Linked DNA regions of Homo sapiens: region 1 is linked to region 2. Evidence: chromatin contacts called from ENCODE Hi-C or POLR2A ChIA-PET data. All regions are on one chromosome and are shown on one strand. Each heading gives the region's core, a stretch centred on a gene start or an enhancer-like site at or near the end of the contact. The rest is flanking DNA. Distances are from core to core; before and after follow the strand shown. Region 1 overlaps PPARGC1B (PPARG coactivator 1 beta). Region 2 overlaps PPARGC1B (PPARG coactivator 1 beta).

Region 1 (2,700 bases), core at 9-2,508, 48 kb after region 2:
GATTTTACTACAAAAGGGAGTCTACATTAGGGCTCTGCACGTTGCTTTCACGGTTAACTGTGTGTCTTGGAAGCTCTTCCACATGAGCACGTAGAGCTCTGTTTCATTCTTTGTGTTGGCTGTGTAATGTTCCTTGGTAGGGTTTCACTGGTTCCCCTGTTGGGTATTTGTGTTGTTTCAACTCCTTCCTCATTACAAGCAGTGGCACAGTAACTGTTCTTATACAGGCCTTTGTGACATGTAAATGGACAAATTCTTAAAAATGAAATTCCTGGGTCTGTGGATCTGTGATTTTCCAGTTTAAGCAGATACTTGCAGATTGCCCTCCAAAGATGTTGGACTGGTTTACACTTCCACCAGCAGAAGTTAAATGCGGTGTGAGCGTGTGCGGAATGTGGAAATGTGCACATGGAATAGCAGCTTTCTAGGGAGAACATCAGATTTTATCAGATTTTCAAAGGAGTCTGGAACTCAGAAGTTACTGGAAGCAGTCGCTCTCAATCCGGGCTGAGAGCACCCATAGCTGAGCTGTCCTGGAGTGTGAAGTCTAGCTTTGCTCAGCCTGTCTTGGGCCCCTCCCTTGGTGCTGTGGCTCCTGGAGGCTGGCAGGACTCAGCTAGAAAATCAGAGCCTGTTGGAGCCGGGAGGGTTCTTAGGTTATGGAGAGTTTGAGCTGGAAAGGCCCTTGGTGACCCTCAAGCCCAGCTCTGGAAAAACTGTGGCCCAGAGTGGGGAGGGTATCTCCAGTAGTCACACAGCAAGTCAGTGTGCCAGCAAAGACTAGAACTCAGGTATTCACTCCTAGTCTAGGACCCTTTCCCTTCCTTCCCACTGCCTTCAAGTTCCCCAAAGCAGCGTGAAGCACCCACCATGCCAGGCACAGAATATGTTCAGTCCCACATTATGGCTCCTGCCGAGAGGGGGTCCTGCTTCATTTCAGACTGGAATCGAAGCACCTAGGTTTGAATCCCAGCCCTGCCATTTAGTACTTGTATGTCCCTTAGGCATACATCCTGAACCTCTCTAAGCCTCGGCTTCCTGATCTATAAAGAGGGGTTAATAATAGTGCCTATGTCAAAGGCTATTAGGAGGATTACAGCAGATAATACACATAAAGCACTTAGAACAGTGCCTGGCACATAGAGTTGCTCAGTAAATGTGAACTAATACTTCTGGTACAACCATTAGTGGTAACAAGCATTCTAGTGCCATTTCTTCACGGGGCCTTTGGAGAAGAACCAAAGCTTAAAGAGGCAAAGCGCGACCCCTGCTGGTCAAAGGTTGTTTCCCTCCCATGCCTTAGATTACCTTCATTCCCTACATGCTTATTGAGTGCCTCTGTTTCAGCCATTGTGCAAGGCACACAGGAAACAGACTTGCTGTCTAGACTCCCTGCATACCGACAGAGATCTGGAAGGGCCCTGAGGGACCGGGCACAGTGGCTTATACCTGTAATCCCAACACTTTGGGAGGCTGAGTGGGAGGATCCCTTGAAGCCAGGAGTTTGAGACCAGCCTGGGCAACATAGGAAGATCCATCTCTATGATTTTTTTTTTTTTTTAAATTAGCCCGGTATGGTGGCACGTGCCTGTAGTCCCAGCTACTCTGGAGGCTGGGGTAGGAGGATTTTCTAAAGCCAGGAGTGTGAGGCCTCAGTGAGCTAGGATCATGATACTGCATTCAAGCCTGGGTGACAGAGCAAGACCCCATCTCTTTAAAAGACAAAAAGCAAACAAACAAAAAGGCCCTGAGAAGTCATCTGGACCTCAGGTTGGGCCATGGATCCCAGAGAGTCCAGCGATGGACTTGTAAGGACCTGTGGACCTCTGTGTGTCTGTGTGATTTTCTGAGGTCAGCAACTTCTGTCATATTCTTAGAGTCAAAAAAAGAGGTTTTAATCCAGCCATGTAGTCTCTCTGCCCCTGCTCATTACACCAATGGAGGAATCAAGGCTCTCACAGTGCACCGGGCCTGAGCCAGGCTAGAATGAGGTCTCTTTCCCCCAGTCCTAGGATCATTTCCCATCGAAAAAGTCACAAACATGTGGGTGCTGGTTTGGGGTTTAGGTGGGGTAGCCAGGATCCTGTGGCTCCTCAAGAGTGTGGAGTGGCCTTTTCTCTGGCTCCTGGCCTTTGGCATTCCTTGTTGGAGTGACTTGGGGTGGCATGTTCCCCAGGGAAACTCTCCGTGCTGTACTAAAATCTCATGATCTTTCTCAGTTTGTTATCAAGCTTGGCTAGGATCTCCGGCGGAAAATCTAGATGTATTCAACTTCCTGCTCTCTCAGCTCAGGTACACTCTGTACCTGCCCTCAGGGTGCAGAAGCAGAAGAGCTTTTACAGTTTTTATAGAAAAAAAAAAAAAAGCCAAACAAGCTTAAGTGTAGTCTTCCACTTGTGTAAAAACAACAGGGTAGGGCCAGGCACAGTGGCTTACGCCTATAATCTCAGCACTTTGGGAGGCCGAGGCGGGCAGATCGCTTAAGGTCAGGAGTTTGAGACCAGCCTGGCCAACATGGTAAAACCCCATCTCTACGAAAATACAAAAATTAGCTGGGTGTGGTGGCAGACGCCTGTAATCCCAGCTACTTGGGAGGCTGAGGCAGGAGAATCGCTTGAACCCGTGAGGTGGAGGTTGCAGTGAGCCGAGATCCTGCCACTGCACTCCAGCCTAGGTGACAGAGACTGCATCTCAAAAAAA
Region 2 (2,700 bases), core at 131-2,630:
GCACCACTGCAACATCCATGCCTTCAGGAGGTTTTTATTGAACATCTACTGTATAGCACACACTAAGGATACAACAGTGAAAAGACCAGCAGGCCACTGCATCCCTGGAGCTCTCTAGAGAGAGAGAAACAAGGAGACAAATCAGATAAAAAGCAACATGCTCTGGGAAGTCCAGGGAGGGAGGAAATAATGGGAGTCAGCTGGAGGGGGCAACAGGGAAGCCTGTTCCAGGAGTGACTTTTGAGACTACCTGGCAAAAAAGAGAATTTGAAAAGGTCTGGAGGGGTTCCAAGAGGAGGCCACAGGTGTGCTGGGGAGGAAGATGTGAGAGGCCTCCGGAGGTGGCAAGGTTAGGGCATGCCTGTGCCTTCCCACGACACTGTGTGCTGGGGTTGCCCAGGATGTATCCGGGATGCAGGGAGAGGCTTAGTGCTCCATGATTGAGAAAGGAGTAGATGGAGCCCCTTCCCAGCCCCTTCCCCTGGCCTTGGTCTGCACAAGATCTCTCCTGTTTGCTGGTGTCATTTTCATTTCCTAATACCCTCTGGCTGGCAGCAAGTGATTGACTGTGTCCTCAGCCCAAGATGCTGAAAGGAGGTCTGAGTGAAAGGGCTTTCCACCTAGGGGAGTGTAAGGAGAGAAAGCTGGGATGAATTCCTAGGCCCACAGGTACAAAGCCTGTTTCTGCTGCAGGGTCTGGGAGCTGGGAGACAGACGGGAGCAGAGCCGTGTGTGATTGGAGCATCGAAAACCCACACACCCAGAGCACAGGCTCCAGCGCAGGATGAGCAGCCAGAGCCCCGTGTGACCACCTGGCCCCAGGCCTGGCCGGTTCAGATTCTCATCCTTACTGGTCACCAGCTCTCAGTGTGTGACCCACGTTGGCTCTCCTGACCTTGAATTGGGTGCAGGATTTCAAATCAAGCCTTAACTAATGTTTAGTGGGCACAGTCCCAGTCTGGGAGGAAGATGTCCAGCTCTCCACTGTCTCAGCATTGAACCTGAGACAGGGTCCCTCTCCCTCTCCAGGCCTCGGATTCCCCATGTGTACAGTGAGAGGTTTGAACTAAAGGTCTCTAAGGCCCTTGTTGATTTGATGATCTGTTATTCCTGTTGTTCTAGTTTTGCAGGTCCTTGGCAGTGGAGGGGTAGTTGTGTGTCAGCGGTTAGATAATGTGAAGCATAGTTAATCTCAAAAAGTTATTGATAATTTTAAACATTAGGCACATTAATAGAAAGCTGGGGCCTAGAACTAGAGAGGAGATGGTTCTGTCACCAAAGTAGCCAAACAGATATGCTCTCAGAGAAAACAGAATCAAAAGCAGGATGACTGTAAAGCAGGTGTTCTTCCACATGGGTGGAGGCAGTAGAGGTGTGCAGCTCAGAGGAAACAGGCCACCTGCAAACATTGGCACGGGAGAGGCGTGGCACTGGTAAGTGGAGGTCAGAAGGGGAAGTTCTGGCTCGAGCTAAGAAGGGGCTTTCCGGCAGGGCGCGGTGGCTCATGCCTGTAATCCCAGCACTTTGGGAGGCCAAGGCGGGGGAATCGCCTGAGGTCAGGAGTTTGAGACCAGCCTGGCCAACATGGTGAAACCCCCATCTCTACTAAAAATACAGAAATTAGCCAGGCATGGTAGTGGGCACCTGTCATCCCAGCTACTTGGGAGGCTGAGGCAGAAGAATCACTTGAACCCGGGAGGTGGAGGTTGCAGTGAGCCGAGATTGTGCCACTGCACTCCAGCCTGAGTGACAGAGCGAGACTTCATCTCAAAAAAAAAAAAAAAAGAAGCAGCTTTCTGAATGAAAGATGGCATGAGCTGGCCTGCCTTGGGCAGTAGGGAGCTTCCTGTCATGGGAGATATGAGAGGGCAGGTGCATGGTCACCTGACAGGTTGGCTGTCCTTTGTCCTGCCGTTCTGCATAGCTGCCATTCTGTGACCTGGGATCAGGTCCAGGCTTGCCAAATGACTTTGGGTCAGTCACTTAGCCTCCCCATGCCTCAGTTTCCTCCTGTGAAAAGGAGAGAGAATTCCTGTCTGCCTCTCAGTCTTCTTGTCCAGATCAGTTGAGGTGCTGGCTATGGAGTCCTTTGTGTGAACACCACTGAAGCACGCAAGGGATGTTTCTTGTTTTTCCCTCTAAGTTGTCTGCTTGCCATCATGCTGCCGTTTGAGTGGCCAGCAAGGTGGGGGAAACTCTTACAGCTCAAGCTGACCTGATCTGCTGAGCTAAATTTCTGCTTTACGGAATTTAGTCTTGGGAGCAACAGAATGATGGGGGTAAATTCTAAAGCAGGAAAACAAAACTTGGCACTAGTGCTGAGGGATGTCCTGGCCAAGGCAGACATCGCTAATCAATCACCACACTCTTTCCTGCTGATCTTGGATATATGGTCTCATAACCTTTACCCATACAATGACAGCTACTAATAACCCTGACAGGACTTGGCCTGTGAGGTAAACTCTATTTGCCATTCCTTAGTAAAGAAAAACAATCATTAATGCCATTCCTGGTCAGTACCAAGCAAGTGACTCAGTAAATGCATTAAGGGGAATATGTGCATTGGTGGGAAGTGGGGGTTGGGACAGCTGTGAGCTAAATTAATTTAGATGGGGATGGCTTCTTGGTGGAGGTCGTAGTGGGCTAAGCCCAAGAAGAAGAGAGGGGAGATTAAGAGAAGAAAAGGGAAGTAAGAAGGGC

What was found. Hi-C counts contacts between places; a loop is a spot of excess contacts on that map. ChIA-PET counts read pairs that join two places held with the same protein, here RNA polymerase II (POLR2A). Pooled maps may share reads with other maps.
Region 1: a map of psoas muscle shows a loop between it and region 2 (2.4-fold over the local background). The contact joins two enhancer-like sites. A Hi-C loop is called at or near these places in 20 of 168 maps with a recorded cell type or tissue (GM12878, K562, Right ventricle myocardium inferior and 8 more), 8 of 37 single-sample maps with no recorded cell type and 20 of 50 pooled maps. POLR2A ChIA-PET finds 5 or more read pairs at or near these places in 5 of 52 experiments (GM10248, GM12878, H1 and 2 more).

The regions. Positions count from the first base shown.
Region 1 is chr5:149,827,338-149,830,037 of GRCh38, forward strand. All of the region lies in intron 3 of PPARGC1B (PPARG coactivator 1 beta), which reads left to right. Among named protein-coding and RNA genes, the nearest start is that of MIR378A, 96 kb to the left of the region's middle. Within about 2 kb of position 1,259, at least 5 of the 41 ENCODE cell types and tissues checked have a DNase peak (open chromatin) inside an H3K27ac peak, as active enhancers do; they include psoas muscle, where a contact is called at or near this core.
Region 2 is chr5:149,779,436-149,782,135 of GRCh38, forward strand. The region is part of intron 1 of PPARGC1B (PPARG coactivator 1 beta); the gene reads left to right. Among named protein-coding and RNA genes, the nearest start is that of MIR378A, 48 kb to the left of the region's middle. RefSeq lists an enhancer at 1,210-1,289. Within about 2 kb of position 1,381, at least 15 of the 41 ENCODE cell types and tissues checked have a DNase peak (open chromatin) inside an H3K27ac peak, as active enhancers do; they include psoas muscle, where a contact is called at or near this core.